2 separate regions of the Homo sapiens genome follow, and region 1 is linked to region 2. Evidence: read pairs that join two places in POLR2A ChIA-PET (ENCODE). Cell type or tissue: OCI-LY7. All regions are shown on one strand. Each heading gives the region's core, and the rest is flanking DNA. Links, peaks and the distances in the headings are about the cores only.

Evidence for each region. ChIA-PET counts read pairs that join two places held together with the same protein. Peaks named below come from ENCODE experiments on the same cell type or tissue, not always from the same donor. Only the 100,000 strongest peaks of a DNase experiment are listed, where the experiment ranks them.
Region 1: POLR2A ChIA-PET joins it to region 2 with 13 read pairs; 16 of 35 experiments call an interaction of 5 or more read pairs at or near these places.

Annotation. Positions count from the first base shown.
Region 1 is chr14:49,936,512-49,941,889 of GRCh38, forward strand. All of the region lies in intron 4 of LOC100506446 (a long non-coding RNA gene), which reads right to left. Among named protein-coding and RNA genes, the nearest start is that of MIR6076, 27 kb to the right of the region's middle. In OCI-LY7, for the core only: no CTCF peak of the experiment used is centred there; a DNase peak (open chromatin) is centred at 4,500; H3K4me3 peaks cover 1,237 bases; H3K27ac peaks cover 1,632 bases.
Region 2 is chr14:49,865,759-49,871,136 of GRCh38, forward strand. It overlaps LOC105378179 (a long non-coding RNA gene), which reads right to left and starts at 2,412. Exons shown (of 3, transcript XR_943839.3): 1 at 2,228-2,412. RefSeq lists a silencer at 2,437-2,626. In OCI-LY7, for the core only: no CTCF peak of the experiment used is centred there; DNase peaks (open chromatin) are centred at 2,613 and 4,373; H3K4me3 peaks cover 1,700 bases; H3K27ac peaks cover 2,292 bases.

The DNA of each region.
Region 1 (5,378 bases), core at 257-5,256, 71 kb after region 2:
TTGCCTGCCACCATCCATGTAAGATGTGACTCCCTCTTCCTTGCCTTCCGCCATGATTGTGAGGCTTTCCCAGCCACATGGAACTGTGAGTCCAATTAAACCTCTTTCTTTTGTAAATTGTACAGTCTCAGGTATGTCTTTATCAGCAGCATGAAAATGGACTAATATAGTAAATTGGTAACAGTAGAGTGGGGCACTGCTGAAAAGTTACCTGAAAATGTGGAAGCAACTTTGGAACTGGGTAATAGGCAGAGGTTGGTACCGTTTGGAGAGCTCAGAAGCAGACAGGAAAATGTGGGAAAGTTTGGAACTTCCTAGAGAGATGTTGAATGGCTTTGACAAAAATGCTGATAGTGATATGAACAATAAGGTCCAGGCCGAGATGGTCTCAGATGGAGATGAAGAACTGGTTGGGAATTGGAGCAAAGGTGACTCTTGTTATGTTTTAGCAAAGAGACTGGCAGCATTTTGTCCCTGCCCTAGAGATTTGTGGAACTTTGAACTCGAGAGAGATGACTTAGCGTATCTGATGGAAGAAATTTCTAAACAGCAAAGGATTCAAAAGGTGACTTGGGTGCTGTTAAAGGCATTCAGTTTTAGAAGGGAAGCAGAGCATAAACGTTTGGAAAATTTGCAGCCTGACAATGCGATAGAAAAGAAAATCCCATTTTTCTGAGGAGAAATTCAATCCAGCTGTAGAAATTTGTATAAGTAACAAGAAGATTAACAATGTTAATCCCCAAGACAATGGGGAAAATGTCTCCAGGGCATGTCAGAGGACTTCACAGCAACCCTCCCATCACAGGCCTGGAGGCCTAAGAGGAAAAAGTGGTTTCGTGGGCCAGCCCCAGGGTCCCCATGCTGTGTGCAGCCTAGGGACCTGGTGCCCTGCATCCCAGCCACTCCAGCCAATGGCTGAAAGGGGCCAATGTAGAGCCCAGGCATGGCTTCAGAAGGTGTAAGCCTCAAATCTAGGCAGCTTCCACTTGGTGTTGAAAAGTCAAGAATTGAGGTTTGGGAACTGCTGCCTAGATTTCAGAAGATATATGGAAACACCTGGCTGTCCAGGCAGAAGTTTGCTGCAGGGGCGAGGCTCTCATGGAGAACCTCTGCTAGGGCAGTGCAGAAGGGAAATGTGGGGTCAGAGCCCCCACACAGAGTTCCTACTGGGGCATCATGTAGTGGAGCTGTGAAAAGAGGGCCACCATCCTCCAAACACCAGAATGGTAGATCCACTGACAGCTTGCACCGTACACCTGGAAAAACCATGTATGCTCAATGCCAGTCCATGAAAGCAGCCAGGAGGGAGGCTGTACCCTGCAAAGCCGCAGGGGCGGAGCCTTCCAAGACCATGGAACTCACCTCTTGCATCAGCATGACCTGGATGTGAGACATGAAGTCAAAGGAGATCATTTTGGAACTTTAAGATTTGACTGCCCTGGTGGATTTTGGACTTGCATAGGGCCTGTAGCCCCTTTGTTTTGGACAATTTCTCCCACTTGGAATGGCTGTATTTACCTAATGCCCATACCCCCATTGTACCTAGGAAGTAACTAACCTGGTTTTGATTTTACAGGCTCATAGGTGGAAGGGATTTGCCTTGTCTCAGATGAGACTTTGGATGTGGACTTTCTTTTTTTTTTTTTGAGACAATGTCTTGCTCTGTCACCCAGGCTGGAGTGCAATGGCCTATTCTCAGCTCACTGCAACCTCTGCCTCCTAGGTCCAAGTGGTTCTGCTGCCTCAGCCTCCTGAGTAGCTGGGATTACAGGCACGTGCCACCATGCTTAGCTAATTTTTGTATTTTTAGTAGAGATGGGGTTTTACCATGTTGGCCAGGATGGTCTCGGCCTCCTGACCTCAGGTGATCCACCTGCCTCAGCCTCCCAAAGTGCTGGGATTACACGTGTGAGCCACCATGCCTGGCCTGGACTGTGGACTTTTGAGTCAATGCTGAAGTAAGACTTTGGGGGACTGTTGAAAATGCATGATTGGTTTTGAAATGTAAGGACATAAGATCTGGGCGGGGCCAGGGGCAGAATGATATGGTTTGGCTATGTCCCCACCCAAATGTCATCTTGAATTCCCATGTGTTGGGGAAGGGACCTGGTGGGAGTTAATTGAATCATGGGGCAAATCTTTCCCGTGCTGTTCTGATGATAGTGAATAAGTCTCATGAGATCTGATAGGTTTTTTGTTTGTCTGTTTGTTTGTTTGACTGTTTTTTGAGACGGAGTCTCGCTCTGTCACCCAGGCTGAAGTGCAGTGGCACCATCTTGGCTCACTGCAAGCTCCGCCTCCTGGGTTCAAGCCATTCTCCTCCCTCAGCCTCCCAAGTAGCTGGGACTACAGGTGCCTGCCACCATGCCTGGCTAATTCTAGTAGAGATGGGGTTTCACCGTGTTAGCCAGGATGGTCTTGATCTCCTGACCTCGTGATCCGCCCACCTTGGCCTCCCAAAGTGCTGGGATTACAGGTGTGAGCCACCACACCTGGCCAAGATCTGATAGTTTTAAAAAGAGGAGTTCCATGGCTGGGCATGGTGGCTCAGGCCTGTAATCCCAGCAGTTTGGGAGGCCGAGGCAGGCAGATCACTTGAGGTCAGGAGTTTGAGACCAGCCTGGCCAACATGGCGAAACCCCGTATCTACTAAAAATACAAAAATTAGCCAGGCATGGTGGCAGGTGCCTGTAATCCCAGCTACTTGGGGGGCTGAGGCATGAGAATTACTTGAACCTGGGAGGTGGAGGTTGCAGTGAGCTGAGATCACACCACTGCACTGCAGCTTGGGAGACAAGAGTACAACTCTGTCTTGAAGGAAAAAAAAAAAAAAAAAAAAAGAGGAGCTCCCCCACACAAGTTTTCTCTCTTTGCCTGCTGCCATCCATGTAAGACATGACTTGCTCCTCCTTGCCTTCTGCCATGATTGTGAGGCTTCACCAGCCATGTGGAACTCTAAGTCCAATTAAACCTCTTTCTTTTGTAAATTGCCCAGTCTCGGGTATGTCTTTATCAGTAGTTTGAAAACACACTAATACATGTGATGATACCCCATCTCTACTAAAAATACAAAAATTAGCCAGACATGGTGGCGTGCTCCTGTAATCCCAGCTACTCAGGAGGCTGAAGCATGAGAATCGCTTGAACCTGGGAGGCGGAAGCTGCAGTGAGCCGAGATGGCACCATTAGACTCCAGCCTGGGCAATACAGTGAGATTCTATCTCAAAAAAAAAAAGAGAGAAAAGAAAAAACCGTTAAAATAAATCACTGACTGGATAACTTGTGTGTAAAGGAGGAACTCGAAGCTTGAACTTCAGTATCTACCAGACAGGAGCTTCCATTCAAGAGATAAGGTACCTGAAGTCTCCAAGCACTGTGTCTGATACGTGGGTGTTCTGTGACCACCAGTTGAATCTGAATAGCTAATGATAACCTTTCAGAGTAAGAATGTTTAAACCCCTCATTCCAACTATGGAGAAGGAAGGGTAACGTACTGAGCACCAAGAAGCAAAAAGGTTTTGTTAGGAATAAGTTGACTGGTGACTCTGTAAGTGAATAAAAATTGCTGGCTCAGGAAATAAGCCTTCAGAAGGAAACGAACAAGATTAAATAATAGGATAAAGTTACTCTATCTGGTGTGGTGTGTTCCATGAATATTTTAGCTCTTGTGAATGAGTAAAACTTTTCACTAGGAAGAAGATATGACTTCCAACAAAAGTTCTGGGCAAAGTGCTTGGTTTCCACCTCTGCCTGTAACACAGAGGCTGAGGTCCAGCAGCCTTGTCGGTCATTCCCTTCATATTCCCAACCCCTTCCCACACACCTCAGCCAGTCACCCGTGAAGAGATATTTCCATTTCCTTGTGAGAGAACAAAGTTATGTAAAGCTATTTTTGTGTGGGTAAGAGGAGGCCTGGGAAATCAAGTGGAAAGTAAGAGCGCTGTTTAATAAATAGGATGGTGCTGTGAAAAGAAAAAAGGCTTTGGAGTTATAGACTGAGCTTCCAATCCAGGTTCTAAGACTTAGGAGTTAGGTGATCGTAGAAAAGTGACTTAACCTCTCTGAACCTCATTTTCTCCATTTGTAAAATGGGGATAATATTTCCTTCAAGGCTGTTGTGAGGATTAAATCTATGTAAAATCTTAGATATAAAGTAGACCTTCAACTAATCTTAGTTTTTCTCATGATTAGCTGAAGACAGGGATCTGACCTAATTCTATTTTAGCTAGCTTGGTATTTCCTGCCTCCAGCAATGAGGTGAAAACTAGAAATACTGAGATTTTAAAAAATGAATACAGATTCTGTTCAGGGTCTCTAGGGATTATAGAATAAGGGAGGATTTAAATTTTTAGAAAATCATCAATTATATCAAATTATTTAAAAAATGGCCACTTACAATAAAACAAATGAGTTCTGATGTTAGCTGAGTAGCAGTATAAAATATGATTTACATTTTAAGGGTGGAAACTATCTTCTTTAGGATTCCCGGAAACAGCTGCTCTGGTGTGGTGTACACAGGAAGTACTGAAAAATGCTTGTTAAGTATTTTACAAAAGCTCAATTAATACATATTTATTATATGTACATGCATTTTTATAGCTGTTGTTTCTGTATCTTTGAGAATGAATCTTTAGAAAAAAAAATGTAGTCAAGGAACTTTTGCTAGGATTGCCAAGGCTAGGTTTGACCACTGATTCATTCTTCAACATTGTCAAGAACTCCTAGTACTTACAAAACAAGTCTGCCTGGGGAGGCAAAAAGATGAGAAGGAAGTAAATAACAATGTGAACTGAAGTTCTGTTAGGTTTTTGCTTTTTATTACATGCTTTTGAAAAAGGGTTTTATTTTATTTTTTTCTACTTGTGTTTTAATTTTCCTTAATAAACATATTAGCTTTATACTTTTAAACCCTAATCTCTTCCCTCCAATGCATGGACATACAAGCATGTATGTATACCATCAACACACATATAACCTTTACAAGATGCATTCTGGGCTAGGCTGAAGCAAACCTAAAACATCACATATAGGACTGACAGACTGAATGAGAAAGTCCTCATTTCATTGTCCTCTTTGGACTTAAGTAACTGTGTGTTAGAACAAGATCTAAAGAAGTTTGGTCCTTGCATCCTATGGTTATACAAACTGGCCTTATGACTCATCATCTTGTCCATAGTCTTGAATTTTGATATTGGTTAAAGATTCCAGAAACTATGTGAAAATATTAATATATATATATATTTTTTTGAGACAGGATCTCACTTTGTCACCCAGGCTGAAGTGCAGTGGCGCTATCTCAGCTCACTGCAAGCTCTACCTCCTGGGTTCAAGCGATTCTCCCACCTCAGCCTCCCAAGTAGCTGGTATTACATGTCTGG
Region 2 (5,378 bases), core at 239-5,238:
CTGATCCACCCTATAGCCTCCACCACTCCTACCTCTGGACTGTTAGATGAGAAATAAGCTTCCATCTTAATTCAATCACTATATTTTGGGGTCTCTTTATTATTACAGCATACTCTGTACTCTAACTAATAGAGGGAGGTTCCCAGAAGAAAATCCTGGATAAGCAGAACTCAGAGCAGGAACCAAAAGAGCTCCAGGTATCTACAGGGCACCCCAATGGGATGAACCATCCTCAGTATCCTCTAAGAAGAGTCTGATTTTCTAGTTTGAGTTCTGTATTCTTCTACAATCTGTATTTATATGCATACCTATTTTTATTTTTGTTATTTATTTATTTTTTGAGACGAAGTTTCGCTCCGCTTGCCCAAGCCAGAGTGCAATGGTGTGATCTCAGCTCATTGCAACCTCCGCCTCCTGGGTTCAAGTGATTCTCCTGCCTCAGCCTCCAGAGCAGCTGGGATTACAGGCACGTGCCACCATGCCCAGCTAATTTTTTGTATTTTTAGTAGAAACGGGGTTTCACCATGTTAGCCAGGCTGGTCTCGAACTCCTGATCTTAGGTGATCCACCCGCCTCAGCCTCCCAAAGTGCTGGGCTTACAGGCATGAGCCACCACGCCCGGCCATGCATACCTATTTTTATTATAATTATGTTGTAAATAAAACATCTGTGTCTTGCTTTTCTTTCCCACATGTTACTATGTTTTTGGTGGCAGTATAATCTTTTATTATTATTATTATTTGAGACAGAGTCTTGCTCTGTCTCCCAGGGTGGAGTGCAGTAGCGCGTCTCAGCTCACTGCAACCACCACCTTCCCAGTTCAAATGATTCTCCTGCTTTAGCCTCCTGAGTAGCTGGGACTACAGGCAGGCTTCACCACACCCAGCTAATTTTTGTATTTTTAGTAGAGATGGGGGTTTCACCATGTTGGCCAGGCTGGTCTCGAACTCCTGGCCTCAGGTGATCTGCCCGCCTCCCAAAGTGCCGGGATTACAGGTGTGAGCCACTGCTCCCGGCCAGGTGGCCCTATAATCTTTTGATTTGGTGCATCATAATTTATGACTATTTAAATTGAACCACTATCAGTCACACTAATCACTTTACTATTCTATATATTTCACCTTTATTGTTTTATGAATTAGTGATCGGCATAGTATCCAGTGCTAAGTCAGTTATGCACAACCTCGAATCAGCCGTTTGCTTTTTTTTTTTTTTTTTTTTTTTTTGAGACGGAGTCTCGCTCTGTCGCCAAAGCTGTAGTGCAGTGACGCGATCCCAGCTCACTGCAAGCTTCGGCTCCCGGGTTCACGCCATTCTCCTGCCTCAGCCTCTCGAGTAGCTAGCTGGGACTACAGGAGCCCGCCACCACGCCCAGCTTTTTTGTTTGTTTTTTCAGTAGAGACGGGGTTTCACCGTGTTAGCCAGGATGGTCTCGATCTCCTGACCTCGTGTTCCGCCCGCCTCGGCCTCCCAAAGTGCTGGGATTACAGGCGTGAGCCACCGCGCCCGGCCAGCCGTTTGCTTTTTTAACAGTGCAAAAAACAAGGCCGTGTCTGGCTATATGGGGCTTTGCTTGTTCAAAATGTAACCTCTATACGGCCGCGCGCAGTGGCTCACGCCTGTAATCCTAGCACTTTGTAAGGCCCCGGCAGGCGGATCACTTGAGGGCAGGAGTTCGAGGCCAGCCTGGCCAACATGGTGAAACCCCATCTCTACTAAAAATACAAAAATTAGCCTGGCCTGGTGGCGCGCGCCTGTAGTCCCAGTTATTCAGGAGGCTAAGGCAGGAGAATCGCTTGAACCCGGGAAGAGGAGGTTGCAGTAAGCCGAGACGTGCAACTGCATTCCAGTCTGGGCAAGACTCCGTCTCAAAAAAAAAAAAAAAAAAAGTAACCTGTATGAAAGTTAATTTTGTGGCACTGAACATTGGAGTAGATAATAACCTCATCTGAAATGGGATGTCTCAATCTGTCTACAAAAAACTCCATGCCATAGAGCTCAAAAGTTTGTAAATTAGTCCTTTGGAGACGTTAAAGAGCATGGAGTCATACGAAAAGGCTTTCTGCCCTGGTAAGGGAAGAAAGCTTGTGGGCAGGTTGAGTCTGGTCCTTGAGTTCTCAGCTCTCACCAGGGAAGGGGTACCAGACAAAGCTGAGGCTGAACTTGAGCCGCACAGGCCCTGATTGCTGGGCCGTGAGAGAACACCCGAGGAGGGGGCCCAACGCACCTGAAGAAAAGACGACGTGGAGGTCATAAACGACCAAGAGAAAGGGGCGCACCGCGGACACTATCGCCAGCCGGACCCCAGATCAAGAGAAATAGAAGAGGAGCCGGGGTCTCCAAACACTACAGGCTGGGGTCCCAGGGCAAGGGACTGGGCCGCCGGCGGAAGCGTCGGGGAGAGGCGGGACTGTCGGCGGGGTGTGGGAGAGGCGGGGCGTGGGAGAGGCGGGGCGTGGGAGAGGCGGGGCCACCAGCAAGTGGGCGGGCGGGAGGCGGGGCCGCAGTTGGGGTGTGGAAGAGGTGGGGCAGCCAGCAACTGGGAGGGGAGGGAGGCGGGGCCGCCGGCGGGGCGCGGTGAAGAGGCAGGCTGCCAGAGTGCCTGGCCGACAAATTACCCAGCGTGAGCTCGGTCACCTGGGTGTGGCGGTTCAACCCTGAGCTACGTCCTCCCACGGCGCCCGGAGTTTCCCCACCCTTGACACAATGCCTATTCGCAGCTCGCTGCAGCGGAGTCATCTACTGCTGCTGGCAGGATTTTCATTGCGACGGGTTGTTATGTGCATTTCAGGACATACCCCGTGGGTTGTCCCTGATTCAGTTACATTTAATAAACGAGCGGTGGATTAACCGGAATTACAGTTTGACAGAAAACACGTTTTCTTCTCGACAACACCCTGCGTGTAGGAAGAGCCTTTAATATGGTTGATACACAATATTTAATCGATCCAGAAACACATTTCTTGTGACAGGCTTTTAAATATCAGAATAAATCCTAAGAGTGAACAGTTGAAGTTACTTATCCAATGTTACACTGCTAGGCCTATAAATAAACTTGCGGGGTCTATTTTCTCCCATTTGAATATGCTTTGATTTCCATATGACAGTTCTGCCGAAATGTTTTGACATTTTAGATCTTAGTAGAACTCCATTACAACACGACTATTTATTACGTTGATTCTGATCTGACGTGTAATAAATCATGTCCCCAAACCAAAACTCCATACATTAATATCCTGATATTTAACACACTTTATCCAACTATTGATTCTATCTGTTCACACCAATGTGGTAAAAGCTTTATGTTGTATTTAATTTATTCATTTTGAAAATATTTAAAATGCTTCATTTTCATTAGCTAACTTTGAAGAGTGCTTCTTTTGTTTGGGGACTCTGTAGATTTAGGCTAATGTCACCATTCAGAATAATTGGCAAATTGATTTGCCTTTCTTTGACTTTCTATTCTCCAAGCTGATTATACGCTGAGGTTAACACATTTGAACTGGCCGGCCGGTTGGGTGGCTCACGCTTGTAATGCCAGCACTTTGGGAGGCGGAGGTGGGTGGATCACCTGAGGTGAGGAGTTCGAGACCAGCCTGGCCAACATGGTGAAACCCTGTCTCTACTAAAAATACAAAAAATTAACCGGGCGTGGTGGCGGGCGCCTGTAATCGCAGCTACCCGGGAGACAGAGGTTGCAGTGAGCCGCGGTCGCGCCATTGCACTCCAGCCTGGGCAATAAGAGCGAAACTCTGTCTCAAAAACAAATATATATGTGTGTGTATATATATATATATATATATATATATATATATATGTGTGTGTGTGTGTGTGTGTGTATATATATATACATATATATTTGAACGTGCCTAGATTGTGGTAGGAAAACAAATACTTTAAATTGCATACAGCTTTCACTGACTAAGGTAAGAGGATCAGGATAACATTATTTGCCTAAACCATTCATTTACTCATTCAACAAATAAGTATTGAGATCTGCTATGTGCTAGGTGTCCCAGTGTGTCAACTATTAGTTAATATGGGGGAAAAATAATAGTTTTGAGAATAAAAGTGTAAAAAATGAAACAATTTGCTTGACATGATGCAAACAGTTTAATCATATATAGGTTTATGTCTATTCATCTTGGACCTGGAAGAGAGGACATAATTTCTGAGTAGAAGAATGACTGGGTTAATGTCTAATTTTGCATGTCCTCTGGCCCCAGCCATGATTAGTATAAAAATCCTAGGGTTTCCCTAGGTCTAGGGGAAGATATTACTCTCCTCACCACCTCCACATAGAGTAATATCTTCCCCTAGACCTCCTCCCCTTATGAACAAATGGAGGAACATTGAGGCTGTAAATGGCCTTTTGAGGTTCATATGACAGTCTACTTTCACTTCTTTTATTTTAGAGGGGGAAATTTTAAGCTTTCATGGGTGTGGTTTAGACAGTTTTTAAATATTACTTTGTTGAGAGTTTATGATGTGGTGGTTGAACAAATAGCACCATAGGTACTTGCTAGGGGATACATTACACATACAGTATGTCATCACAATTCACATTGTTAATAATTAAAAATATATTCTGTTACACTATGGTTTATGTGTATGATTTTTTTTTTCCTGAGATGGAGTCTCACTCTGTTGCCCAGGCTGGAGTGCCGTGGCACGATCTCGGCTCACTGCAATCTCTGCCTCCTGGGTTCAAGCGATTCTCCTGCCTCAGCCTCCCGAGTAGCTGGGATTACAGACGTGCACCACTACGCCTGGCTAATTTTTTTTTTTTTTTTTGTCAGTAGAGACGGGGTTTCGCTATGTTGGCCAGGCTGGTCTCAAACTCCTAACCTGAAGTGAACCGCCTGCCTCGGCCTCCCAAAGTGCTGGGATTACAGGCGTGAGGCACCGTGACCAGGCAGTTTATGTGTATGATACATTTCTTTTTTGAGATAGAGTTTCACTCTTTTTGCCCAGGCTGGAGTGCAGTGGTGTGATCTTGGCTCAACTCAACCTCCACCTCCTGGGTTCAAGTGATTCTTCTGCCTCAGCCTCCTAAGTAGGTGGGATTACAGGCATGTACCACCACACCCAGCTAATTTTTTTTTTTTTTTTTGTATTTTTAGTAGAGACAGGGTTTCTCCATGTTGGTCAGGCTAGTCTCGAACTCCCAACCTCAGGTGATCCATCCGCCTAGGCCTTTCAAAGTGCTGGGATTACACGTGTGAGCCACCGCGCCCGGCCTATATGTATATTTTATGACCAAAGGAATTCACACTTTTCTCAGTGTTTGCTTTTAGGGCTAATGAACTGGAAAAGCAGTCCAATTTATACAGAGAATACTGAAGGCACAAGCTGCCTGTGTCTGTTCAGCTGAAACC